Regions from separate parts of the Mus musculus genome. Here region 1 is linked to region 2. Evidence: chromatin loops called from intact Hi-C (ENCODE). Cell type or tissue: heart. All regions are shown on one strand. Each heading gives the region's core, and the rest is flanking DNA. Links, peaks and the distances in the headings are about the cores only. Region 1 holds the start of Faxc (failed axon connections homolog). Region 2 holds the start of Coq3 (coenzyme Q3 methyltransferase).

Region 1 (15,018 bases), core at 2,264-10,263, 53 kb after region 2:
TAAGTTGGTCAGCACACCAGATCGCCTTTGCCCACACCACCAGGGCCAGCTTTCCTGCTTTGCCCAGGCGAGGGGCAGGGCCAGCTCTACCTTGTTGCCCAGGTGAGGTGAAGTTCAGGCCTGCTCACCTGAGTGCTGCAGCCAGTGAGTAGTGGGGCCAGCTCTCCTGTACCCCGTCAAGGGGTGGGATCTTTATTATTATTAAACACACACACACACACACACACACACAGAGAGTTTATATGTTGTTGCTCATATGTTTTTAGGGCTGGCCACTTTATATCAGATAGTTAATTGGAGGGCTCATCCCTAGGGAAGACTAATTCTTCCTCTATTGGTGTTCCTTGATTGCCTGTGGCTCTTTGTCTCGGGGTGGGGCCCTGTGAGATTCTTCTTATCCACATTGGCAGATGAACTGGTGTTGCCGTTGTTCCTATCTTGTTTAGGTGGCCATATTGTTGAGATTTCAGGTGTCCAGAGAAGCACAGGCATTAAACTGTAAGGAGACCCTGGTTACTCAGGTTCTAACTAGGGAAGATGAAGCTTTTCCAGAACATCCTGAGTGGTACGGGTAGAGAGGACGAAGCAAACACTTTCAGAACTATCAAGAGTACAGCTTACCCAAGCCAGTGTGGTGGTGCTGCCCTTTAACCCCAGCACCTGGGAAGAAGAGACATGCAGGGACCTGAGATGGAGGTCTACAGATCAAGTTCCAAGAGCCAGGGTTACACACACACACACACACACACACACACACAGAGAGAGAGAGAGAGAGAGAGAGAGAGAGAGAGAGAGAGAGAGAGAGATTCATCAAGTATCAAGTGTCGGCCTCCTCAGGACTTGACTGTGCTCACTCAGTGCTGTGATCTGTTTCCCCACAATCTCTCTATTTAGGTTTGGTCCTCAAGATGATGGTGGTAAGGAACCTTTAAGAGGCATGGCTAGTGTGATGTTCTTAGTTCACCTAAAGGACAAACTGGTGTCCTGGAGTGAGTTACTGAGAATTTATTTAACCACGGCCTGCCTGTGTCTCCTATGGTTTCCTCTATCCAGATGGGACTGCTTTCTCTTACAAGCACCCTGCCATTTGGCATGGAGTCCTTGCCACAACCAGCATTATGCTGTTTTGTTTTGTTTTTTTCCTGGAGGGAGAGAGACTCTAGTCTCCCCCAAAATGTGAGATAAATAGTGTGAAGTGGAAACTTGTAGTTCTTTGGAAAGTTAGTTATGCCAAATGATGTTTTTGCTGGGGCACACAGGTGATGTCTTGCTAAAGCAAGCACGTGAAAGAATGCTTTCCTGAAGCAGACATAGGTGAAAGGATGTGTTGATATAGCAAACCTGTGCAAGGACCTGTAATGGCGCAGTATAAACATGACCCCACAGTCAGTGGCGGACCAGCACTGAGCTTTGGATTGGTTTGCTCTACCTTGCTATTCTTCGAAAAAAACACGCATACTTTGGTTTACCGTACATAAGCATGGTTGAGCTCAATTTGTGATAACACTCCCACTGAGAGAAACTCACCCAAGAACTGCTCTCGAGGTTCCTGCAGCAGCTCGCTCCCTTTGAGTCCTCACCTCAGACCAGTTGGCAAGCCTGGCGTTTTCTTCAAGACTGAACTACAGCCGCCTGGTGTCTGCTTGCTGAAAGGACTGGACTGTAACTGCTGGTTTGTGCATGGTGTCTGCCTGCCTAAAGGATTGGTCTGCAGCTGCTGAATCGTATTTAGTGTTTGCTATGGGACCGAATTGCTGCCAAAGAACAGGTCCACTTCCCCACTATCCCAATAACCTTTCTCTTCCACTACCTCTGCTGAGTGGCAGGCTAGGGGAAAGGTTGAACCCTTATTAAAAGTAGGTTGCAAAAAAATGTATGCCTACAATAATGGCTTTTAAATCAAATTAACATGGCTGACATATTTTGTTATAGAATTGAAAAAATTTTTTAAAAAGCTCTATTATACACACTAAGATCAGTAGTATCTGCTCTGGTGGCTGAATTCACTTGAGTTTCTGGGAACATATGACTTGATTCCACTTGGTATTTTCTGGAAGGGCTCACTCACTTCTTGACTATCTTTCCCACACCTGTCTAACTCACCTCCTACCGTGTTTGGCCTTTCTGGTTACCTGGCTATGCATTGCTTGCTTGTTTTGCTCCTGTAGATGTGACCCCAGTTTTGTCCTTTGTACTAGCAAACTAATACACTGCTAAATTAAAAGATGCCCCTGTCCTTCTAACGAAGCATTTTCAACTCCCCTCCCTCATCTGAGCCTATTAGTCCCCTATTTTCCTTCTCAGTACTAAGCTAGTCTCATAGGAGATGCTCTCTGAGAGCTGCTTAGAGATTTATAAAACACTCAAGTCCAATAGATTAAAAAAAGCACATAGATAAAGTCACTTCATGGTGACAGACTTTCTTCTAGATATAATGCTCATTGCTGGATCTGGTAGTGCAGGTCTGTAATCCCAGTTCCTTGAAGGCTGAGCTGGAAAGGGGGAAAGTTCAAGGACAGCCTGAGCAACTTAGGCTTTCTTAAAATAAAAAATAAAAGCCAGGGGTACAGCTCAGTGGTAGAGTGCTTGCCTATCACATACAAAACCATTGGTTTAGTACCTGGCATTAAAAGAAAAATCACCTCTCCCAGGCAAGTAGGGCAGTATTAGATTTGTTCTTTACAAATTGTTTTAGTTATAGTTACTGTTGCTGTGATGAAACACCATGACCAAAGCAACTTGGGGAGTGTAACGGCTGGTTTTGTGTGTCAACTTGACACAAGCTGGAGTTATCACAGAGAAAGGAGTCTCCCTTGAGGAAATGCTTCCATAAGATCCAGCTGTAAGGCATTTTCTCATTACTGATCAAAGGGGAGGATCCATTGTGGGTGGTTCCATACCTGGGCTGGCAATCCTAGGTTCTATAAGAAAACTGAGCTTATAAGGGGAAGCTGAGCAAGCCAGGGAAAGCAAGCCAGTAAGTAACATCCCTCCATGGCCTCTGCATCAGCTCCTGCTTCATGACCTACTTGAGTTCCAGTCCTGACTTCCTTGGTGATGAACAACAGTATGGAAGTGTAAGCTGAATAAATCCTTTCCTCCCCAACTTGCTTCTTGGTCATGATGTTTGTGCAGGAATAGAAACCCTGACTAAGACAGTATCCATCCCATATACAGTCACCAAACCCAGACACTATTGTGGATGCCAGCAAGTGCTTGCTGACAGGAGCCTGATATAGTTGTCTCCTGAGAGGCTCTGCCAGTGCCTGACAAATACAGAGGTGGATGCTCTCAGCCAATCATTGGACTAAGCACAGGGTCCCCAATGGAGGAGCTAGAGAAAGGACCCAAGGAGCTGAAGGGGTTTGCAGCCCCATAGGAGGAACAACAATATGAACTAACCAGTACCCCCAGAGCTCCCAGGGACTAAACCACCAATCAAAGAGTAAACATGGAGGGACCCATGGCTCCAGCTGCTTATGTAGCAGAGGTTGGCTTTGTCAGTCATCAATGAGAGGAGAGGCCCTTGGTCCTGTGAAGGTTCTATGTCCCAGTGTAGGGGAATGCCAGGGCCAGGAAGCAGGAGTGTGTGTGTGTGTGGGGGGGGGAGGGGTTGGTGAGCAGGCAGAGGGGAGAGATAGGTTTTTGGAGGGGAAACCAAGAACATTTGAAATGTAAATAAAGAAAATATCTACATAAAAGAAAAAGAAGCAAAGGAAAAGAAAAAATGGGCTGGAGAGATGGCTCAGCGGTTAAGAGCACTGACTTCTCTTCCGAAAGTCCTGAATTCAAATCCTAGCAACCACATGGTGGCTCACAGCCATCTATAATGAGATCTGCTGCCCTCTCCTGATGAAGCGTCTGCAGAGAGCTACAGTGTACTTAGATATAATAAATACATACATAAATAAAAATTACTGAAAAATTATGTTGTGAAATACTGTGTAGGTAAGTGTTCAGTTAATTAGTTCCCTCCCCTTTCAACACTTTGACTTAATTTTGGAAAAAAATGCTCAAAAAATTATTAGTTCACCACTAATAGTGATTTTAATATAGGGGAAATTAAAACTCCCTATTTGGGTTCTTTTTCACAAAAGGACATAAAAATAGTCAGGAGGCGCTGGAGGACAGCATGATCAGCATTAGCATCAGCCTTACTGAGGGCGTGGTCTCTTGGCCAAGTGATTGACAGGCCCAGATGAATTAACTCTTAAGGGGAAAGACAAAAGTATGACATGTTCTGTTCGCCAGAGAAAGATCAGAATGCCTTTTCTGCCCAGGGCCAGAGGTATATTCCATTCTTTTGACTGGGAGGAATTACCAAAACTGACAAACTCAGTTGTGATTGTAGGGAAGGAGTAAAGGTGGTGGCTCTCCATCTGGAATCTTCACACCCTTCCAGTGCCTAGTGGAGGGTCTTATCGCTCAGGTTTAGCTCCTACCCGCTCTGCCTTTAGAGATGAGGCAGGACTGCATAGCTACTGCCAGTCAAATCTGAGATCCGAGTGTCCATTCCGCATTTAGAAGCAGTTTGTTTTGTTTTGTTTTTTGTTTTGTTTTGTTTTTTAGCAGGGCAGTGGTCGCACATGCCTTTAATCCCAGCACTTGGGAGGCAGAGGCAGGCGGATTTCTGAGTTCGAGGCCAGTCTGGTCTACAGAGTGAGTTCCAGGACAACCAGGGCTACACAGAGAAACCCTGCCTTGAAAAAACGAAAGAAAAGAAGCGGTTCTTTAAAGAGTCAGTCTTCCAGTCCCCCAACAACTGGTGCAGGGCCTGTTGCCTGCCTGTGGATCCCGCACCCCTAAATGGACCACCTCATCTTGTCTCAGTGGGAGAGGATGCCCCTAGTCCCACCTAGTGCTGCAGTGCCTTGCAGGATGTGTGTATTGTGTTAGTGTGTGGGGGATGACACCCTGTAGCTCCTTGGTATCTGGCCCAGGCTGGCCTTCTGTTGGCCTCCTCTGTCACTGCATTGGGCTGATTGCTGTCTCCTTCTCATGGAAGTTCATGTCAGACTACACATCCTGAGAGGTCTTTAACTCCCTTTGGGATGACCCTAAAATTCGTGACAACTTGGGTAGGGCCTCCTTCTCTAGCTATGGTGGTAAACAATCTTTTGTTTTATTTCTAGCATGACTGTACAACCTGTTTATTCTAAGGGGGTGAAATCCAGGAAATGGGAGCCCCTTTCATCAGCACCCCAGTCTCTACTGTATTGGGGGACAGATGTATTCTTATAGTCATACTTGAATTTTAAATTGTGACAAATCATATGTCTTCAATATTTTTATTTCCTCTAAACTGAAACTGCCCATGCTCTGGCTAGAACACATGGTCTACATTTAAGGATTTAAAGGATCTAGAACATTCCATGTTGGTAGAGAGCGTGCCTGCCATGTATAAGGCCCTAAATCCAATCTCTAATCGATCTCTTCAGGGTTACCCAGAGTGGGAAAACCATTTAATACACAGTTGCTTATTTTACAAATTTTCAGCACCCAAAGGGACCATCCTGTATCAGCGATATCCTTGGTAACGATTTCCAAGGTGGGAAGATTTCTCACCTAGAGTACTTTCTGCTGTTATTTGTCAAGGCGGACCTCAATCACTTCATCAGCACCTTGCCTGGGACCTAGGTGACTGTGCTTACCTGAGCTCTTTAAAGCAATGAGAGCAGACAGACGCTCCCGACCTTAATCTGCCCTGGCCCAAGGTTTCCGGTCTGTGGCTCAGGGCAGGTGAGTTCCCTGCGCTCCGCAAGGCGCCTGCGGGCGGGAGCGGGTGGAACCGAGGGCGGCGGCTCTGGGCTCGGCTCAGCCGCAGCCATCGCAGCCTCCCGCGCCGCCCGCCTCCCCGAGCCCGGGCGTCCAGCCCCGCAGCTGCGGCCGAGCAGAGGCAGCGCACCGCGGGGATGCGGGGCGGGGGCAGGGCGCGGGGTAGGTGACATTATCCCGCCTCTGTTGCCGGGCCCAGGGGAGCAATGACATCACGTGGCCCTTTCCACGCGCTGACACAAAGAGCGCCTGCGAGAGGCCTCGGCCAGGGAGGCCGGCGGCCGCCGCTGCCTCGCCGGGCCCGGGGGCCCAGCCATCCCAGATCTCCGCTCGCCGTCCGCGTCCTTCCGCCGTCGCCTCCGCCCGCGCCCCCTGCGCACCGCTGAACCCGCCCGCTCGCCCGGGCGCCGGCCTCTTCCCATGCGGGCGGCGCGGGCCCTGGGAGGGGCGCCCGGAGCCAGCCGCGCAGCATGCACTGGGGGGTTGGCTTTGCCTCGTCCAGGCCGTGCGTGGTGGACCTGAGCTGGAACCAGAGCATCTCCTTCTTCGGCTGGTGGGCCGGGTCCGAGGAGCCCTTCTCCTTTTATGGGGACATCATCGCTTTCCCTTTGCAGGATTACGGTGGGATCATGGCAGGGCTGGGCTCGGATCCCTGGTGGAAGAAAACCCTTTATTTGACCGGGGGAGCTTTGCTGGCCGCGGCTGCGTATCTGCTCCACGAACTCCTGGTCATTAGGTGAGCCGGAGAGAGGGCCCCCGAAGCGGGCACTGACCAGGGCAGCTAGCCCGGGTAGGGCTGGCTCAAAGGGGGTTCCGGAACCAGCCCCTAGGTCCCGCCGCCCAAAGGTCCAAGCGTCCTCTCTCATCCTCTAACCCCCTAAGGCGTTTCACGGTCACCTGGCCACTTGTAAGGAGCCATTTAGAGTTGATGGGAGGGTTAAATTGGGAAGGGAAAGAAAGCGTTTTCCTTCCATCATTTCGATGCTAAAAGCAAAGTGCTGTGAGTCACCAGTGTTATGGATATAAACAATCTGCTAAAGCCCATAGGAAGAGTCTAACTGCAATCAGTGCATTCGTAACAATAGAATAAAGCTCTGTAGAAATACTAAGGTACACTTTTATAAACGCCTAATTGGTTTATGGGTAATGATGCTGGAACATTAACTATTAACCTCATCTTTACCTAAAAGGTTAGTTCTCTCTTACTCTTCTTTATAAATGTCAACATTATTAGGAGGCTGCAGTTGCAGAAGCTTGGTGTAACCCTGTTCAGTTTTGATGCAGCCTTAACCTGCTTACCTGCTTATCTGGTGTGGAACTGTAAGCACCTTCAAGCTTAAATACAATCATTCTGCGAGCGGTAGGAGATCTGAGGGCAGCGCTAGCACATGGAGCACTTGGCATAACAGGGAGTCTCCCTGGGCTGTAAACAGTTTCATGGCTGCCTGCCGCAGAATGTGTACAGGGCTGACTTGAAAATTACAATAAATGGATGCCCCTGCTGTTGGGACTGCTAGTCCCATAGATAGATCTTTAGTGGTAGATGCCACTGGGTACTGAGACAGCCTTTGGCTAATGGGCATGTCAATTTTGGGTTAAAATTTCCATGCATTTGGGACCCCAGTCTCTGGAGATTATTGGAGGCAGAGCAATTTTCCGTAGCTCAGAATTTCTCTTCTGACCAGTATTTTCGAAGGAGCTGGGATGTGTTCCTACCATATTTTCCAGGGGTAGGGTGAAGGAGGAGCATGGTTCTAGAGGCTGTAAAGTGGCTGGTGACCTCTAATGGACTTCAGGAAGTGCAGGAGGACACCATGATCGCCCTACTGAACTCACTATTTGTTGGCTCTGAAAGGATAAGAAAGCATTTGGGTCTGAGAAAAATGTGTTGGCTTTCATATCATTTAGCCACAGTGGAAGACTGAGAAGTTGATTTTAACTTCAGTATATCTCATTGAGCACAGCGTCTTGAATTTAGTTGAGCCAAACACAAAAGTTTTAAAGTGAGATAGCATGAAGATTACGCCCCATTGGTGCCAGTCTGAGAACTCTGTTTCACGTCAGGTTTCAGTCCATATGAAGAACCCCACACCTGTGCAGCATTTTACACAGTAGCCTGTTGTTTCTCAGTTGTATTTCACTCCATAGCCTGTGAAGACTGCCCCTGTACCATTCAGCATCTCAGCCTTTCTCCAGTTTGTGGAGAGTGGAAGCTTCACATGGCTGAATCCAAAATGTGGCTTTGATGACCTTGCAGAAATAACAGGGCCTTGGGAGCTCACTTGGAATAGACCACGCCCTTGAAGCTCTGGACCCTATACACTCTTCAGCCCTCTGCCCAGGCTAGCTCCTTCTCCATTGTGGTGATCACAAGCCCCAGCTCTGAATCTTTACTTGGATCAAGGGGTTTTAAGACCTATGGTTTGTTTACTTTTGTTTCTTGACAAATGAATTGATAAACCCCTATTATAATACAAACTGAAAGAAGGCAGCTGAAATTTTGGGAAGTTAGTAGTACTCCCTGTGTGTCTGTGATTGCATGTGTCTGTAACAGCTACCACTAAGGAGTAGGAGAAGGTTAGCTTACCTTGATGAAGATTACACAGTGACAGGAGAAAGACGGAGGTTCCAGTGTGGAGCCCGGCTGCTTGGGAGAGCCTGCTTATTTTGAGGTGTTTTGTTGGGGGGAGAAAGGAAGAGAACTGAGAAAGGGGGCATTTCTTGGCAAGGGAGGCCTGTGGTCAGGATGCAACTTTCTGCCAGCTTTCAGAGAGCTATGGCGCAGACAGGAGCAGTGAAGATGGGCGTCAGAAGATGGGTACGGGTACAAGAGAGGAAAACTTTCACTTGCTGAGAAATCTAAACTTCTGTACAGTTAGGCAAAATCAAAATCACATGTGTGGGAGGGAAATATAAAGTGGCCCCGCTGTCTAAGTTCATTGTCAATGTCAACCTTCCCCTACCATGCCTGGACTTTCTGTTGCCCAGATTAGCGTTAATCTATGGCTTTGTCTCATGAGGAAATAAAGTTATAAGGTTAATTAAGTCTAACTAGTGAGTACAACCAATGCATGTGTTGTTTTTGGTGAAGCGTGGTTAGTTATTTGTGATATTACTTTGGTTATTTGTATTTTTCCACTGTTCTATTTTAAAATAATTGTTGTCTTAATCCTTTGTTTCCCCAGAGTAGAGTGGCATCTATATAAAATTTACTCAAGCGTCTGGAAGTTTGCTCGTCAAGCGAATGATTAAGTAATGATCTCATTACCTGGAGCTCATTTGCACTTTGTGTTCTCCAGCTAAAGGGTCCCCATCTGATCCCTAAGACTGACTCATTGCCTGTTACAGAGACAGGATCATCTCTGATATTCTCAGGCAGGGCCAGGAGCTGCTCAGGCTCCTTTTCTGTTAGCCAGCTGGCCTCTGCAGGTGTTCTCTTATTCAGATCTCCTTCTAAGGTTGTTTTGTGATAAGCTGCACAGGAAGCGACTCATCTGACCCTGTGACCTTAACTAGGGAGAGGGTTCTGACATGTAGAAAGTGGCCTCTGGGAACACATGGATTGGGTTCAATTTGATTCAGCCTTTTGATACACACACACACACACACACACACACACACACACACACACACACGTGTGTGTGTGTGTGTGTATATATATATATATATATTTTACTGAGCAAAGTCAGTTTTGAGGTGTGTATATGTGTGCGCATATATATACATATATGCACACATATATACATATATTTACATATATATATATATATATGGATTGTACTAGGGATTGATCCCAGTGCTTTACCCATGGAAGCCAAGTACCCTACCACGGAGTTATATCCTCACTCCACTCATTTTTTGGCAATTTTTTGACATGGTCTAGCTGAATTGCCTAGGCTGGCCTTGAACTTGCAATTTTCCTGCCTCTGCCTTCTGAATAGTTGGAATCTGCTGCTATTCTTGGCCTGACACACTTGGTCTCAAATTGAAGTTCCTTGGGCAAGTTACTTTCTGACTTTGAAGTTTCCTGTCTACGACAGAGCATTGGTATGGCGTCCCAAATTTAAACTCTAGCAATGCCCACTTTAGAGTGCTATTAGCAAAAGTAAGTAGGTTAATATGGCCCGTGTCTATAAAGTCACTGGCACATGTTGGCTCATGATCAGCATCTTTATGACTATGATAGGGCCTAACTTAACCTTCAGAACTTGACTCTTCTGTTCAGAGGGCAGAGGATTTCCTATTTATCTCCCTTTAGCTCCTAAGCCTTTGCCTCTCTAATTTATATAAAAGCATCACTGTGATGTGAATTATTTTACTGGGCAAAGTCAGTTGTGAAGTGTAGCATTTGTATTGCTTACTAATATAGTCAAAATTGGTCCTGGATTTTAATATCCGACCTCCCACACATTTCATCAAACGGAAAACCTCTGTTTTGTAGTAAATGCTTTTAACTCTATTGGCTTGTAATTTCAGAATGAGTCATTCTGAGGTCTTTAAATGGAGTAGGCTCTTGGTTGGTAAACCCCAAGAGAACTTGTTTTATGAAGTGGAGATGCTGAGGCTAGTGTGCACCATGTGTGGATGGTGACAAGCCATTTCTGCTTGGCTAGGTGTAGGACTAAACCTGGATTTGGAGAGGGGAAGTTCAGAGGGGTCCAAAGCTTGAGAATGGAGTTCATCTGACTGGGAAATGTTAGGTGCACAAAACAGTGGAAATTGTAATAGGTCTCTGAGGGGTGTATAAGCCAGATTGGGTGAAATTGGAAGTGAACAAGACCATATCTTATTGTGTAAGAATACATTTTTGCTCACTTTTAATGCTTGATGTTCACAGATACCATTTTATTTAATCCTTGTGATTGTCAGTATAGAAAAGGAACCAGGATTTTCAGTATCAGATTTCCTGAAGATGTGGGTCATGGTGCAGCCTGCCCATTCTGTTAGCTCCACATTTTATAGAGAAGGGTATTGTCTAATGTAGGCATTCTCCAGGTTCTACAGACCACTGCCAATGTGACTATCTCTGTACCCAGGATCCTCTGTAGCCCAGGTAGACCATGAACTTGTGATCCTTCTGTATCAGCCTCCTGAGAGCCAGGATTAAAGGCCTGAAATAGTCTCACCTTCTAGTGTTTGCCATCCATAAACTATGTGTACTATATCTACTTCATAAGGTTCTTTTTGAAGCTTAAATAAAGCAATGGCCATGAAACACACACAGTCAAGTGATACACATAGTAACCACAAAATGCCTGTCTCCCAAATACTCCTCTTGCCCATAGGCTGCACATAAGAAAGCAGGTTGGTTTGTAATGACTTCCCTGGGCCACCGGGTTCTAGTCATCTAAGAGTCCGTAAGACCCTCCCGCATGTCCACTATGCTTCTGGTCTCTAAACCCCGGATGAGGTAAGACCTATCACACACACTTTTGCTTGTTCATAGAGGGCAACAATCCCACAGGGTCCTCTTGAGAACCGAGGCAACGGAAAACTAACAGGTGGGCTATATTCTCTGTTTCTGTTTTGGTTTTGACAGGAAACAGCAAGAGCTCGACTCCAAAGATGCTATTATTTTGCATCAGTTTGCAAGACCTAACAATGGTGTCCCCAGCTTGTCTCCTTTCTGTTTGAAAATGGAAACTTACTTAAGAATGGCTGACCTACCCTATCAGGTACTTGTTTGCAAATATGTTTTATTCTTGCGACATCGATATCACCTAGAGGATGGGGTAGTTAATGTCACACAAGTGGATATCAGAGAAGGCAGGGTCTGAAGGTAACCATACCCAGTCGTCAGCAAGAGAGACATGTGACTCCAGGATCTATTGACTTTTGTTTTTCCATCAGTTCTAATGAGGGACTCATAATATTTCTTTTAATGTGTTCTTTGGTTGGAGGTTTGGCTAGGCTTATGGAACAGCTGGTGAGACTGCCTGGTGGTACTTTTAGGTTTACATCTGTTATTTTGTCCTCCATGAATGTGGGGTTAGAAGGCATAATGGATTGGAAGTTCTAGGGCCTGAAGCTAGTGCCTCATGGCTCTCCCACCCAGCTATAGCTCTGGCCTTTGAAGAGATTTTAACTTCCCTATGTTCTGCTCAGGTGGTTTTTAAGGAAGTACCTGTTCATTTCAGCATTAAAGAAGCAATTAAGAGATGTTGGAGAGATGGTTTGGTGGTTAAGGGCATTTGTGACTCATGCAGAGGACCCTGGTTCGGTTCTACAACCTACATGGTAGTTCATGATCATGTGTGAGTTCGGTTACAGGAGATCCCATGTCCTCTTCTGACTTGAGGCATCAAGACAAGCATGTGGCACACAGATATACAAGCAGGCAAAACACCGACACATGAAGTAAATAATTAAAAAAAAATTATAGGGAGAAATTCAAGAAAAAAGAAGGAAAAAGAAACACACATACCCATATATACACGCACGCACATACATACATACATACATACACACACACACACACACACACACACACACACACATTCTTATGTAATAAATAATTTGCAAGTATTTTCACCCCATGAAAAAAGAAAATATGCCAGAATCTTAATTATGACTAATTACTGATTTTAGAATATGGATCATTTTTAATACATACATTCATTTAAATTTATAACTTTCATTTAAATTTATAACTTTTCCTAAACATGAAAATAGAAATAAACACTATTTCATAAAAAGAATAAACAAAAGAATGAACTTGAAGACATCCATCTTTCCCTCTGTTATGCTGGAGGTGGCTAACCCATTTTGTTGTATTATTGATCTTGTCGTTACTTTGTGCAGCTTAAACTTTTTCTCTTCTGTTTCCCTTTATAACAAGTTCTCAATGTCTGGAAGTTTACTGGGGCTTTGTTTCTATAATTGATTTTGATGTTATGAGCACAGAAAATAGTTTCTGATACAGTTCCTTCAGTTTACTGAGACTTTATGCAAATGCGTAATTTTTTTCTTTCAGGGCAGGGTTTTTCTGTGTAGCACTGGCTGTCTTAGAACACACTCTGGCCTTAGAGCGAGCTCAAACTGGCCTCCAACTCGGAGATCCTCCTTCCTCTGAGATCCGCCTGCCGCTGCCTCTCAAGATGAAAGGCATGCGCCACCATCTCCCTCGTGATGATTTAAAATTGGATTTGTAGCTGTCTCTTGTGAGACTATGCCGGGGCCTAGCAAACACAGAAGTGGATGCTCACAGTCAGCTATTGGATGGGTCACACGGCCCCCAATGGAGGAGCTAGAGAAATTACCCAAGGAGCTAAAGGGAACTGCAACCCTATGGGTGGAACAACAATGTGAACTAACCAGTACCCCGGAGCTCTTGTCTCTAGCTGCATATGTGTCAGAAGATGGCCTAGTCGGCCATCAGTGAAAAGAGAGGCCCATTGGACTTGCAAACTTTATATGCCCCAGTACAGGGGAACGCCAGGGCCAAAAAGGGGGAGTGGGTGGGTAGGGGATTGCGGGGGTGGGTATGGGGGACTTTTGGGATAGCATTGGAAATGTAAACGAGGAAAATACCTAAAAAGAAAAAATAAAATAAAATAAAATTGGATTTGTCACATAGTGAGGTGGATTCTCTAGCTCTCCCTTGGTTCTTATTCGCTTGGGATATCTTTCTCTATCGCTCTATCATTGGCTTCTCATGGGTAGTGCTTTGCTTGTATTGGATTTGAGAGTCTTACCCCAGCTTCGCATCCTGGACATAGCATTCCTGCAGCTTCTCATTTGGTACATTTATATAAAAATGTTTTAAATCCATTTACCCATTTTCCTATACATATCCTACACAGGTTATCTTTTTATATGGGTAGTTTCTCTCCCTCCTTCCTTCCCTTCTTTCTTGAGACAGGACCTTACTATGTAGCTCTGGCTGGCCTGGACCTTATTATTAGACCAGGCTAGCTTTAAAATCTCAGAGATATGCTTTCCTTTGTGCCTTTTGAATGCTGAGATTAAAGGCATGTGCCCAACACCTGGCTTTGGGAAATTTCTTGGAGAATATTTTTCTGTAAGTCTCCATGGCTTGGCATTTCCGAAACCGCTCCCCCTACCCCCAGTTTTACATATCATAAATTTCTTTTCAAAATTCTTTGCTTTTAGCATTTGGAAATTATTAATTACCCCAATGTCTTTTTTACTCTGATGTTGCTACTGAGAACTTTGGTGGTGGTGGCGATTTTTAAAAACAGTCTCACTTTGTAATCTAGGCTGGCCTGGAACTTGCTCTGTAGAGTAGGCTGGCCATGTGTACCCAGTAGCTAGAGTCAGTCCTTGAATTCAAGCCTCCTCCTGTCTTTGCCTCTCAACTGCTGGCAGCTACTGAGAAACTTAACAGTAATCTCATTCTTTTTTCTCTCTGACTTTTTAGAATTGGCTTTTAGTCTTAATACTCTATTGAGTGCTATCTATCTATCTATCTATCTATCTATCTATCTATCTATCTATCTATCTTCCTACCTACCTACCTACCTACCTACCTACCTACCTACCTACCTACATATCTGTACCCTGTGCTTTTTCACCTTTTTATTTATTGCATGTGCTCACACACATGCAGATGATGCATCTGCATACCCTGACACACATGTGAAGGTCAAAGGACAACTTGAAGTGGTCAGTTTTCCCCTTCTACCACGTGCAGCCTGGGGATGAACCTTAGGTCACCAGGCTTAGTGGCAGGCACCCTCACTTGCTGAGCCATCTCACCAGCCCCTCCGGTTCTTTCTAAATTCTTTTGAGTTTTTAGTGTGTCTTTGTCTCTTTAGACAATGCAAAAAGCAATGGATTTGTATTATAGCATTTTCTTTTTCTTTTTTTTTAAAGATTTATTTATTTATTTATTTATTTATTTATTTATTTATTTATTAATTATATGTAGCTGTCTTCAGACATTCCAGAAGAGGGAGTCAGATCTCGTTATGGATGGTTGTGAGCCACCATGTGGTTGCTGGGATTTGAACTACGGACCTTCGGAAGAGCAGTCGGGTGCTCTTACCCACTGAGCCATCTTACCAGCCCACATTTTCTTTCTTTTATTAAGCATAATTTTAAATCTTTAGAGGTGGTACTGGAGAGATGGCTCAGTGGCTAAGAGCACTGATTGCTCTTTCAGAGGTCCTGAGTTCAATTCCCAGCAATAACATTGGCTCATAACCATCTGTAATGATATCTGATGTCCTCTTCTGGTGTGTCTGAAGACAGTTACAGTGTACTCACATAAATAAAAAATAA
Region 2 (13,731 bases), core at 5,732-13,731:
TTTTTTTGAATATTTTTCAAGATACTCCTTAGTAGTGACCAGTGTGATCTTAAAATATTTTTTGTTTTTGTTTTTTTGTTTTTTCGAGACAGGGTTTCTCTGTGTAGCCCTGGCTGTCCTGGAGCTCACTTTATAGACCAGGCTGGCCTCGAACTCAGAAATCCGCCTGCCTCTGCCTCCCGAGTGCTGGGATTAAAGGCTTGCGCCACCACGCCCGGCTTAAAATATTTTAATTAAAAAGAGCTTTACATTTTAATTATTTTGAAAATAATCAAATGTATTAAAATTAAACTAGAAACTATATAAAATATTCTTCCTTAGATGTTGCTGACAAAGATGCTTCTAACTGAAATTCTCCTGGACGTCACAGATGAAGAAATTTATTACGTGGCTAAAGATGCGCATCGGAAAGCAACGAAAGGTACATTGTGGGTGCTCTAGGGTTCATTTTTGTAGGGGAATTTTTATTTCATTGATGTTGGATTTTTTTTTTTTTTTTTTGTCCTCTGGATTTCTATCACACATTTAAATCTTTTCTCTTTGCATGTGTTAACTCTTTGGGAAAGCTTCAGCTCATAGATACCATAGTGGCACCGTAGAAGCACTTGGTTTTCTCTGACCTACCTAATCACAGATAGCATTCATCTTGTGTAATACTCTAAAACATGGTATAGAAAATTCCTCATGTTCAATTTATTTCACTTGAGGCTTTTTTTGTTTTTGTTTTTAAAAATAGATGTCTTGTTATTGATCTCTGACTTCTGTACATTTAAGATGTATAACGAATTACAACAGTCCTTCAGAGTTTTCAGTTTTAATTCTTAGGAAGCAGTGACAACAACCTTCCCTTATAATTTTAGTAACACTTTAAAAACATACAGAAAATAAAAAATTATGTGCCATATCTCAGAGAAAGAAATACAAATATACTTACCAACTTTTTTCCTCATCATGAACCAATTTCAGCTTACATCAGAATTGTAATTTCAAAGCCAGACATGCTACTGGTTTTCAAATGAATGTTATGTTTTTAATGTTTCTTCTCTCCCCACAAAGCAGCGATAGTAGTAGATTTAACAATACCGTAGACTCTCATGACTATGAAATCGTGGCTATTTGTGTTAACATGTTGTTCCTGTTGTTGATGTGATACAAAGCTCCTGCAAAGCAGCTGGCACAGTCCAGTGCACTGGCCTCCCTCACCGGCCTCGGTAAGTGTCCTCGGGGAAAGGGAGGCTCGCTGGCTTGTCTTTCTACTTGTTCTGTGGGGAAATGCACTGTTCCTGCGTAGTTCATGAACCTTAGAAGTCAGCTTACTCAGTCTCTAAAAGCTTTAGCTAGTGTCTTTGAGTAAACATTCACAGTAGAATGACTATAAGTGGGATAGCTAATGTAGTTCATTTGGGTGAGTTGAATTGAGGAGTTCCTCATTTATTGTTCCAGTGTGTATATAATATATGATGTATAATTAATTGTATGTTATATATTATATACACATAGTTTATACTTAATAGATAATGGTCTACCCCAGTTTAGGTAGTTTCTAAACTCGCTTTTAAGATTATGGCATATATACATAAGAATTTACCTAGACAGTAATGAATTTGATGATTTACATAAATTGTGTTGGAGCAAATCAAGTTTCAACTTAGAGGAAATGGGTTTATCTTACAACAGGAATGTTGTGTTCATAGTTTGCTATTTGCATGCTATTAAGACTAAAGCTTGAGTTTGCCTTTTCCACATCTTCATGTTAATTTGTGTGGAGCAAGAGAAACGGGTAGAATAAAATGCCCATGTAATTTTGGAATTATACTTTTGAGATCACTTCTGGGTGGGGAGTAACTCGTACCATTTTTATACCAGTGAATTAACTTGAGAAATATTTTCAGAATCATTCTCAATTTATTACGGTAGTTGAATTGGCTTAACTGTAGTAAGACTTCATTTTTGCCATGTTAAATGCTTTTGTTGGTTAGTATGGACAATAAAAGCCATTGTTATGATTCCTTCGTTGTGAGAAATATGTAAAGTGGTCCAAGGAATAAGATTTTACTATCACCGTTGTCTGAGGATTCTGAAACCGTAAACTTTGAAGTTCTGTCCTCCCCACCCTGAATGCGCATATTCTTCCGGGAAAAGGCAATGAAAAAATAAAGTTTCTCCTCTGATCTTAAAGAGTTTTTAGTGGCTTGTGTGATGTTCGCATGTGACATGTGATGGATTGAGTTTTACGCACACAGGCGGACTGGGTGGCTATGGATCAGGCGACAGTGAAGATGAGAGGAGTGACAGAGGTTCTGAGTCATCTGACACTGATGATGAAGAGTTACGGCACCGAATCCGGCAAAAACAAGAAGCTTTTTGGAGAAAAGAGAAAGAACAGCAGCTGTTACAAGATAAACAGATAGAAGGTGATCTGAGATTTCTGTGGCATTTCTCTAGTTTCATATGTGCTTTTGTGAGCGTGTAATGTATGTTTTTTACTTCAGGGCACTAGTATGCGTGAGTGTATAAAAGACCTTTCCCTTGGAGTCACTTAGCCATGAGCAAGAGCAAATTCACATTTGAGTTCTCTACTTACTGTTCACTGTGTCCTCCGCCTCTGTACTGTGCCTATCCTTCTGTACCTGTCTGACCCTAACAAAGGCTTTTGCTCTGTATCTGTTGAACAGCATAGAAAGTGTCCCATGGGGGAAAGCATGGAAAAGTGTACAGAAATCTTTATCAGTTTCACAAGGGATTCAGTCACTGGCACTAACTGATCTCAGCTGACCCAGATAAACAACGTCATTCTTTATCAACCAGTGTTTATAAATTGTTGCTTCCAAACTTGATATTCAGTTTTAGGCAGTTGCTTTTAACTTCTGTATTTGCTGCTTGTCACAAATGATGTACAGGCGTGTCCAAGTCAGGGGAGCAGAAGAGTAATCATTTAAGATTGTAGCTTTGCATTAGCTTAAAGTTGATTCCATGAGAAATCCAAGGCAAGGAAAAGTGATTGTTACATTTTCCTTTTAAAAGCAGGGTAATAATCTGAGTGCACAGGAAGTGCATAGTAAGGAGTCTATGTCTTAAGTGACCTCAAGGTGTAACTAACTTTGGATGTGAGGTCCAGCAAAAGTCTCAGTCTCTTAGTAAGAGGTTGTTCCATAATCCTGTATCGCCACAGATTTAGTTTGAAACTAAAGTAGAAATATTGTAGCATAGAACTGGAGGCTTCATTGTAAGGATGCCTTATAGCTGAGATCACATTCTATTTTTCCTATCTTTCTACTTTGTCATAGGAGCCAGGTGTCTTCATGATCATAAACCAGGGTCTTAGATACATTTATTTCATGTTCAAATTATTGCAGTGAAAATATACTTTTGAAAAAAATAGACTTTTGTAATGATGGAGTATATTTAAAGTTACTGAAAAAAAAAACCTAGATATTTAGGGAAAATAGAAGATTAGAAATAGAAACACTTTAAGACACTTACATAAGTACAGTTTTTGTTGAGTGTTTGTGTGATAATCCAAGGAATAATAGAGTGTAAGGGTTTAATTTTTGAAAAAAAAAATTTGGACAGCTCTTAGGAAATGACTGAGCTTTTTAAAAATTTTTCTAAAAATCACTTGTAGTCTCATTTTGTTGTAGTTCTTGTTGGGGCTTTGCTTTTTGTTTGTCTGTTTCTTTTGTCTTTGAGGTAAGGGTCTCTTTTGGTAGTCCTCACTGCTCTGGAGCTTTCTGTACAGACCTGGCTCACCGTTGACAGAGACCCTCCTGCCATTGCCTTCCAAGTTCTGGGATTAAAGCCACCATACCCGGCCACTGCTTATCTCTAACTTACTAGTACTGAACAAGAGGGAAGTCTTTCCTTCTGTCATAGGACCCCTGCCCCTTGATACTTTTACTGTCCTGTCTCAAATGGTAGGTAGCTAACTACATGTGGGCGCTGAGTACTTGGAATAGACTCAGCTAATGTGTTGACATAGGTAGGCGATGCTAGACTTGGAAGATTTGCTGTGAAAAGAGGTTTCAGGTCACTTTGATGCAGTGTTGGAAAGATTAAGGCTTTGAATAGATTAGGTAAATGAAATGTGGCAATACCTTTTTATTTATTTATTTTATGCATATGAGTACACTGTAGCTGTCTTCAGACACACCAGACACACATGGTTGTGAGCCACCATGTGGTTGTTGGGAATTGAACTCAGGACCCGTGCTCTTAACCACCTCGCATCTCTCAGCCGGGAATACCTTTTTAATGTAGCTGTTAGAAGGTTTTAATTACTTAAGAGGTTTGCACCCTAATTCTAGTAAAGATGAAGAAACTATTGTCATAATTTGATAGTATGGGAAGTTTTCGTTTCTTACTTGGCTTTTCTGTGTCTTTTTCTGTTTCAGAAGAAAAGCAGCAAACAGAAAGGGTTACAAAAGAGATGAATGAATTTATTCACAGAGAGCAAAATAGTTTATCACTTCTAGAAGCAAGTGAAGCCGACCGTGATGCGGTCAATGACAAGAAAAGAACTCCAAACGAAGCTCCGTCAGTGTTAGAGCCCAAAAGAGAGCATAAAGGGAAGGAGAAGGAGCGGGGGAGTAGGTCAGGCAGCTCCAGTAGCGGCAGCTCCAGTAGCGGCAGCAGGACGAGCAGCAGTAGCAGCTCCGTCTCCAGTTCTTCCTACAGCTCCAGCTCAGGCAGCAGCTGCACGTCCTCTCGCTCCTCATCTCCTAAGCGGAGAAAGAGACCCAGTAGGAGCAGGTCTCCCCCAGCGAAAGCTAGACGCAGCAGGAGCAGGAGCTACTCGCGCAGAGTGAAAGTAGACAGCAGCAGGACCAGGGGGAAGCTGAGAGATAGGCGGAGATCTAATAGAAGTAGCATTGAAAGAGAAAGACGAAGAAACCGGAGCCCTTCCAGAGACAGACGTAGAAGCAGAAGTCGCTCAAGGGATAGACGAACCAATCGTTCCAGTCGCAGTAGGAGTCGAGATAGGCGTAAAATTGAGGATCCACGTGGAAATCTTAGTGGGAACAGTCATAAGCATAAAGGTGAGGCTAAAGAACAAGACAGGAAAAAGGAGAGGAGTCGAAGTGTAGATAAAGACAGGAGAAAGAAAGACAAGGAAAGGGACCGTGAACTGGATAAAAGAAAAGAAAAACAGAAAAGGGAAGAAAAAGATTTTAAATTCAGTAGTCAGGATGATCGGTTAAAAAGGAAGCGAGAAAGTGAGAGAACTTTCTGTAGGAGTGGTTCTATATCTGTTAAAGTCATAAGACATGACTCTAGACAGGATAGTAAGAAAAATGCTACCAAAGATAGTAAAAGGCATTCAGGTTCTGATTCTAGTGGAAGGAGCAGTTCCGAATCCCCCGGAAGTAGCAAAGAAAAGAAGGCTAAGAAGCCTAAACATAGTCGATCGCGCTCCCTGGAGAAATCTCAAAGGTCTGGTAAGAAGGCAAGCCGCAAACACAAGTCTAAGTCCCGATCAAGGTAGTATACTTTTTAAAGTATTTTGTCTGATTTTTTTTTTAAGTTTTTTGAATTTATTCAAAGTTGAAAGTGTCCTTTCTCTCTCTCTCTCTCTCTTTTATAAACTCAGTTTGGTATTTATTAAATATTTTTAAATAATGTTAGAAATCCTGTATAAAAGTATTTATTTATATTGCAGATTTTAAGTATAAATACATTTTTATTTTTAAATTTTGTCTTTTCCCTTTTTTTTTCTTTCAGATCAACAACCCCTCCCCGTCGTAAGCGCTGAGGAATGATGTGGCAAGAATGCCATGATGCTGTTTTTAAAAATTCCATGAGTTTAAGGGCTTGTCTCATTATAGAGGCACATTGTGGCTGTGTAGGTGAAACCAGATTTTTTTTTTTTATTGTGTAAATAGGTGTCTTTTTTCCAAATGCTGCTCCAAGTTACTTAATAGGATTTCTTTGTATTACATTTTTTTTCAAGAAATAGTACTTAATAAGACTATAAATATGCCATTTCTCTTTCAGCTGTAATGTTCTCAAAATATTCTTGAATGTACTGTGATGTCAATAAAACTATTTAGTTCATTTTTGTTAAACTCTTGCACCTTAATTTTATGATTTTAATCTAAGGAACGTACTTTTATAAAAAGGCAGCTGAAGTTTTGTATAACAGGTTTTTAAAGTTACTCCCATCTTCTCCAAGAATAGTTTGTCAAAGTTTGTAAATTGTGCCCATGGACTTTTGTCAAATTCCAATTTTAAGGGTTCGGGAAAGGGCCAGAAAATGACCTTACTTTTCTTTGAAGCCATCTGATCAGCTTTCTAACCTTTTTTGGGGGGGAGGGGAGGCATTCAAGTAATATATTCTCTGTATGAAATGTTATTCACGCCTGTAAAATGAAATTGCTGGAAACAATCAGGCCATTACACCAGTAGAGTTATTTGTAATGACTATTTGACACTAATAGTCTGGAACTATATAGTCACTCCTGTTCTACATGCCTAACACCTTGGGGTTACCCGTTAAGAAATAGGATGTAGGATTCAATATATTTTAAAAATATAATATGACCTCAGCTTAATGGTGGAATATTGTGTTATGCAGGATTGTGTCAATTGCATAACATTAAAATGGTCTGATTTTCTCAGTTTCCAAAACCCATGGCTAGTGAACGGTCTAGCGTGAGTCCCCGCTTGATGAGTAGTAGGCATTTCGCCAAGTGTTCAGCTGCTTCAGGTCTGAGTTTTTAAGACGATACACTTACACATTGATAGTTGATCTCTGGAAACAGTGCTTTTCATATTGTAACTGAAAGAGAAGCACAGTGCAGAACACAGAAGGCAGAGTATTATGCTTTCTTACCAGCAATAGTTCATTTGAAAATAATGCCAGGTTTTTGCCAAGATCAGTGTTTCCTTGAAATGAAGACAGAAATAGATTTGTTTGTGCATTCTTGTACCTCGACATAGCATCTTAATTTTGAGCAGTTACGCATTTATCTAAAGGAAATAAATCTGTGAATAAATGCATGTTTACCAAAATGGCTGTTTACAGTGCATTTAGTTACAATATTTATAAAGTTGCCATTTCACAGAATAAGTAGTTTGGAGTTCTATACAATTTAGTCATCAGTAATATCTGGAGACAAAATGTGCAATATTTTTTATGTAGGTGAGCTAACACAGTGTATCTAATTGAAGAATTCTGATTAATTTGTAATAGATAAGTTGTATAAAATTTTCATACCTTAAAGTGTTTTAGATTACTCTTCAAGTGAAGTATTATTTTCAAAATAAAATTCTACTGAAAAATTCTGCTGGCTATGATACATACATTTTTAGACATACAAATGAAAATCAAAAGGAATTCGCCAGTTTTGCTTAATAATTTGCACGCTTTTTATCATTAAATCTAACCTTTTAAAACCAACAAAGTATTCATGATTACTAATAGATACACCTGCATTATGATTGTATTTCCAACTGTAAGATTTTTGTGGAAAATTTATTACTTCCTTTACATGTAACAGTATTTATTTGAGTGGGGAAATTTTTTTAAATAGGGCTTGCATAATTTAGGGTGCAAATGCTAAATTGTATATAAATGTTAGATGTAAACTTTGGTTATAAAGTACTTTTTAAAATTACACTTTTGAAAAATGAATACATTCAATTTTCAAGACAGTCAATCTGAATTGTTTGATCAGAATGTCTTTACAAGATTCCCTTTTGCAAGTCTGGAGAGAGGGCTCAGTGGTTAAGAACATTTATTACAGTTCTTGCAGAGAACCTAAGTTTCCCCACACCTACACTAGGTGGCTCACAACTTCCTGTGGCTCCAGCCCCCAGGGTAAGACACCCCTCTCTAGCCTAGCCTCTGTGGGTGCTTACTTACCTACACATGGTACACACACACACACACACACACACACACACACACACACGAACATGAATTAGAAGTGCTGTAGAACAATCTGCAAGTCAAATATTTTTACTTAAATAATAATCTTAGTATCCAGTAATACCATTGCATTTAAATAATATTGTCCTGTAACTCTTCCACGTTTGCTCCGTGCATGCCTGCACATATATAGTAAGTATGAAAAAAGCTGAAGGAATCCACGTTCTCTAGTGTAGGAGTCATTGTGATTTTGTGAATATGGGTGGACTCCACCCTATTTGGAGAATTACAAGATTGCTTTAAGGCCCCAAAATATCAATATTGTGCAGTTCCAGTAATGTATGTGTTTTCTGCCTTTGTAAACTGTCTTGTCGATTTTGTACTGCACAATAGGTAAATGCCCAAATATAGTCCATTTTAAAGAAATATGAAGAATAATGGCAGAAGAGCTTTACAACTTTTAAAAAACTTGTAATGTGTATGTATTTTATGTGTATTGGTGTTTTGCCTTCATTTGTCTCCACTCTGAGTTCCTGAGTTCCAGTTGTGAGTCACCATATGGGTGCTGGGAATTCAACCTGGTCCTGTGGATGCTGGGAATTCAACTTTGTGAATGAGCAGCCAGGGCTTTCAGCCACTAAACCATCACCAAGGGGCTCTGGGATTTATTTCTTTAATGGGGTGTGTGTGATTTTTCTAGACCCTGGGCTTTAAAACTTTTTAGTTGGAAATTTTTAGGAGTTGCATAAGGCTAAAAATTCCTATAGTAAGTTAAAAAAATTAACATTGAAGTTTCTAAACTGAACTAGTGATAGTGAGTGTATATCTGTGTTAGGGTGCCCACAAGGACCTGAAGAGGGTGTTAGGTGCCCTAGATAGGGAGTTACATATGGTTGTGAGTCACAGTGTGAAAACTGAAACTTGGGTCCTCACTGAGCCATTTCTCCAACTCCCCTGTAAGTTCAGTTTTAAATAGAATGTGGCAATATAGAATTTCTCAGAGTGGATACCGTGTGATAGACTTTTTGAGTAAGTCCAAGAACTCATTCAGCTGGATGGATGTAGTAGATTGTTCAAAGGGATAAAGCTTGTGTAGACATAAAGTGACTTACCCTTCATTTTTTATTAAAGAACTAGAACACATTGCAAATGTTAAATGGGTGTTGAGTTTTCTAAAATATGTATGAGCTAGTTTACAGCTTGTTCATAAGTAAGACTGGAGTTACTCTGGAACTTTCCTACAGTAATGGCTACATACTGCATTACAGTCACCACAATTTTATTTCTGACACAGCTCAACTGAACTTACAGAAAAGCGTTTTGTTGCTGCGTGGGGGGATTTAGAGGGTTCTTTGCTTCCTACCAGTATTTAAGCATATCACTTCCTGCCTTTGCTGAAGCGAGACTGGGATGGCTATGGAGCTGTGTGGTGTACACTTAATGTTAAGTACAGTCCATGCACAGAAGTCCTTAAGAGTGTTAACCATGATTTTCCGTGGGTCTGTCAATCCAGCAAAAACATGACACTTCAACTTGTGTATAAAACTTTCCACCTTCATTTGGAGAAATGGCCATATACCTCCAAACACAGGGACCTCTGACAGTGATAGAGCAGCTGGTTTTCATACAGCTTATGAGGTTAGTATTTTAGCTCAGAGGATGAGAGCTTAGTAAGTTTCCCCGATTTAAAGGACAGCACTGCCTGCTGAAATGTAGAATGACGCCCTAAATTTTAGGAGTTTACCCTTCTTTTTATGAGGGCATTATTTTTTATTTTGTTGTTTGTTTTTTAACCGTTCCTGGTTTGCTTTTAGTTGCTGGGATAAAACACTGACTAAAAGCAACTCTAGGAAGGGTTTCTTTCTCTTTGGCTTAGAGATCCTAATCAATCATTGAGGGAAGTCTGGGCGAGATCCATAAATGCAAGCTTCAGATACAACCCAGTTCCACTTTCCAAAGGGCTGAACATCAATCAAGAAAACGCCGCCCCACAAACACGCAGTTCAGTCTAATGAAGGCAATTCAGGAGAGGGTCCCTGTTTCCTGGTGAATCAAATTAATGTCAAGTTGACAAAAAAAAAAAAAAAAAAAAAAACTAGTATGAACTTCATATTAGATTCATACTAGAATCTTTCATACTGCTCCGTTTCTACTTCCAATAAACGTCTAAACTGAGTGTAAGGAGTTTTCTGCTACATACGGTGTATCCTGAACAGAATAAAGGGTCAGTTTCAAAGAATGTACTTTAGATGTGGACTTCTGTTCTCTGTGATTACTTGAGCGCATTGAAAGAGAATGGGTTTCTCGGAAAAAGCATTTCCGTACTTGATTTTAAGCATTAGAGTCGGTTTTCCAAGACTGAGGAGATAGCTCGTAAATACGAAAACAGCACGGCGTGACTCGTAGGACGAGAAGGTAGGTAGGTCTTCGTGGCCTTTTATTAGGAACATCTCTTTATTTCATTGCAGACATAATTTGATAGAGGAGCTCGAGTTAACGGTGACCACAAATTCACATTAACTAATGCAAATGCAAAAGCCGGCATCCGCGAGTGTAGGAGGCGGAACCCTTCCGCTGGGGATTTGTTGTGAGGAGGGACCGGAAAAGGAGTAGGATTCTAGTCGCGATGTGGAGAGGTGGAAGGCTGGGCTCTCGTGGGGTTCGTCTCCTGGAAACGCTAGGGTTTGGGTGCCCCAGCGCGGTCGCCCAGCCTCCTCGCCTAACTTCACGGTCGGGTGAGTGTCGCCGGCGCGGAGGTTCTTCCGCACGCCTCGGGTGCCGGGGCGGCTCTGCGCAAGCGCGGCAGAGAGCGGTGGGCTGTCCGGCTCCGTGGGGTCTGGTTAAAAGCAGCGCCGCGCTGCCCCGTCCTCATCCCTGGTGACCTCCGGGACCTGGTGTTGCTCTCTCCAGCGGCTACAACCCTCCAGGTCTGAGAAGCCAGGGGAAAAAGGCTGAGGACTAAGGATCTGGGCCTCGGAGAGCGTGTCTCTTGTGCCGCCGCCGCCGGGTAGCCCACGACCTTTGCCCTATTTTATTTGCGTTCTATGAGCTTGTGGCCCGGGAGCCGCCATTCAACTTGCTGGATCCTGGAGGTGGTTCTTGCTTTCCAAACCAAACCAAGAAAGACACACGGGGAACGTCCTAGCGCTGCCTCACTACTTTATTGCTCACCATCTTACCGTCCCCGCCAAAGAATTTAAGGCATTTATGCTCTTGTTTGGCAAATAAAGTAAAGAGCTAACTGCATTTGGTGCTATAGATTTTTAAACGCAAGTAGTACGCAGATAATTAGGTTCAACCTTTACAAGAAAATGACCAGGCCGGGCGTGGTGGCACACGCCTTTAATCCCAGCACTCAGGAGGCAGAGGCAGGCGGATTTCTGAGTTCGAGGCCAGCCTGGTCTACAGAGTGAGTTCCAAGACAGCCAGGGCTACACAGAGAAACCTTGTCTCGAAAAACAAAAACAAAAACAAAAAAAAAAACAAAAAAAAAAAAGAAAAAAAAAGAAAAGAAAATGACCACTATATGGTAGAGATTGGTATGGTTGGGAATTTTAATATGACAGTAACAGCAATAATACCTATTTAAATACTACTGAAAAAAATAATTATAATTTTTAAGAGAGCAAGATATAAATAAATATTAATGAACTTGGAGATCTAGATGGAATTACGATTCCAACTTTAATTTTCTGGAGAGATGATTTTATACTCTTCTATTGTCTTTTATAAGATTTTATTGTCTTTATATACATTTATACTCTTTTATTGTTTAAACTTTGTCTTCCAGAACAATCCGAGTCATTGTTCCAGAGATCCAGAACATCTCTGGTCCATTTTTTAGAAACCTTTTAATGTGTGTCTCATACATCAGAAGACCCACCTGCCTCGGCCTCCCAAGCTGTTGTGATTGGCATGTTCTTCCCTTACGTATAGTCACCTCCTCCGTGCCTTTGCCAGCTCTGCTGACATGATGCCATTGCTCTAATTTGTACTTGTCTCACCACATCTTCATGTCACTGCCAGTCTTTTCTGGTATGGGCATGGGTATGGGTGTTTGCTTGCATCTACAGCTGCAGACCACAGGCTGTGTGTGCCTGATGTCCTTACAGGCTAGAAGAGAGCATCGGATTCCCTAGGACTGTACGTCTATCGGTTGGAAACTGCCCCATGGATGCTGGAGAATCCAGTCCAGTTTCTCTGGAAGAGAAGCCAGTGTTCTTAACTGCTGAGCCACCTCTCCAACCCTCATCGCCCATTTAAAAGATAGACTTTTGGCTTATAGCAGCCTTGGCTGATGGTTATTTTCTTTAAGAGCTTAGAATGTATTTTATTTCATGGTTTCTTGTTTTTGAGGATTGTTGATCAAGAGAGCTGGAGTTAGTCTCATGTTTCGACTATATAGGTGATTTGTGCATATTTTTCTTCTTATATTTTTGGTTGTGAGCCTACCCTTTAACAGCTGAGCCATCTCTCCAAGCCCATATTTTTCTTCTTATAGTTTGTAATATTGTTTCTTTACTTTCGTTTAAAAATATTTCTATTTTTAATTATGTGTATGTGGGGGCAAGGGTATGTGCACATGAGTGTGGGCACCTGCAGAGGCCAAAGATTTTGTATCCCCTGGAGCTGGAGTTACAGGCAGCTATGAGCAGCTTGACATGGGTGCTAGGAACTGAACTCTAGAAGAACTGTGTGTGCTCTTAACCAATGGTTGACTGTTTTTGATAACATGACTGTAATGTCATGGAGAGGTTTGTCTCCAGTCGCAGGTATTTGGGGTTCCAAGTCTCCAGATGTGTTTTGAATATCTGTTTCTTTCTGAAGATTTGAGGAATTTTTTTCCTCTGATGCCAGTGAATGGATATTCTGTGTGATTGGTGTTTATCTCAGCTTGTTCTTCTAGCCCATGATTTTTAGATTTCTTCTTTCAGTTGTATCTCATTTTAGTTCTTTTCCTTATTGGCATTTGAATATAGTGTTAGTCACCCTTGGCCTCTAGTTATATGACTCTACTTGATTCTATTGATGATGTTTTCCACTGTATTATTTACCTACTTATTTACTGAGGTCTTACTTTCTAACATTTCTGTTGGTTTTGTTTTGTTCAGGCTGTGGTTTTTGTTTGTTGTCTTGTTTTTCTTTTCAGATTTTGGGCGTGGGGTAGTTTTGCTGCTGCTGACCTTTCATCCACGTTGCTGACTTCTTCCACTCTGTTGTCGAGTTTCCTCTTTTGGACCTGTATTGGGTTCATCTTTTTATTTGTATACTCTTTGGGTCATTGATCATTTTCATGAGAAGTCATTTGAAATCTTTATCCGGTACTTGACTTTTCAGTATCATTGGGTTCTGTCGCTGGAGGATGGTCTTTGGGGAGTCATGCTGTCTTGCTTTCTGATATGCTGTGATTTGCATATCTGTTGGTTTGGATATTTCTTCTGGGTTGGGGCATCTTCCTAGTGAGTGATCGCCTTCTGAACATTTAACCCACGTACCACTTGGCAACAACAACAGCAAACCATACAAGCTATATAAACACGTGTAAAAATTAATGACAGCCCACCAGTGGACACAGCACTAACAATGAAAAACTACTTTCCAATGTGCTAAGTGTGTCAAAGTAAAAAGATACAGGAAGAAGACCAGAAAGGGATAGAAAAGGAAAGAAAGACCTGGGTAATCAGACAAAAGGATAAAGGAGGTGTTGAATGTCAGGGTTGCTAAAGAAGAAGGGCAAAACAATAGAAAAAATGAAAGAAGAAAAAGGGGACCAGGTGAAAGCATTCAAATGTACATAAACGTCAGGGGACTATATATATGTTTGTTTTTTAAAAGCCAGAACTGGGAAGGTGGCTCAGTCAGTA

Evidence for each region. A loop is a pair of places that touch in the nucleus more often than their neighbours do. Peaks named below come from ENCODE experiments on the same cell type or tissue, not always from the same donor. Only the 100,000 strongest peaks of a DNase experiment are listed, where the experiment ranks them.
Region 1: a loop joins it to region 2, with 1.8 times the contacts of the local background. A loop is called at or near these places in 9 of 42 quality-filtered maps.

What each region holds. Positions count from the first base shown.
Region 1 is chr4:21,925,319-21,940,336 of GRCm38, forward strand. It overlaps Faxc (failed axon connections homolog), which reads left to right and starts at 6,008. Exons shown (of 6, transcript NM_175234.4): 1 at 6,008-6,511; 2 at 11,315-11,450. The coding sequence starts at 6,246. In heart, for the core only: no CTCF peak of the experiment used is centred there; DNase peaks (open chromatin) are centred at 5,963 and 6,303; H3K4me3 peaks cover 2,005 bases; H3K27ac peaks cover 1,281 bases.
Region 2 is chr4:21,869,195-21,882,925 of GRCm38, forward strand. It overlaps Pnisr (PNN interacting serine/arginine-rich), which reads left to right. Exons shown (of 11, transcript NM_001369189.1): 8 at 322-421; 9 at 1,158-1,211; 10 at 2,244-2,414; 11 at 4,392-7,281. The coding sequence ends at 5,482. Coq3 (coenzyme Q3 methyltransferase) reads left to right here and starts at 10,452. Exons shown (of 7, transcript NM_172687.2): 1 at 10,452-10,602. The coding sequence starts at 10,494. In heart, for the core only: no CTCF peak of the experiment used is centred there; a DNase peak (open chromatin) is centred at 10,597; H3K4me3 peaks cover 1,579 bases; H3K27ac peaks cover 1,171 bases.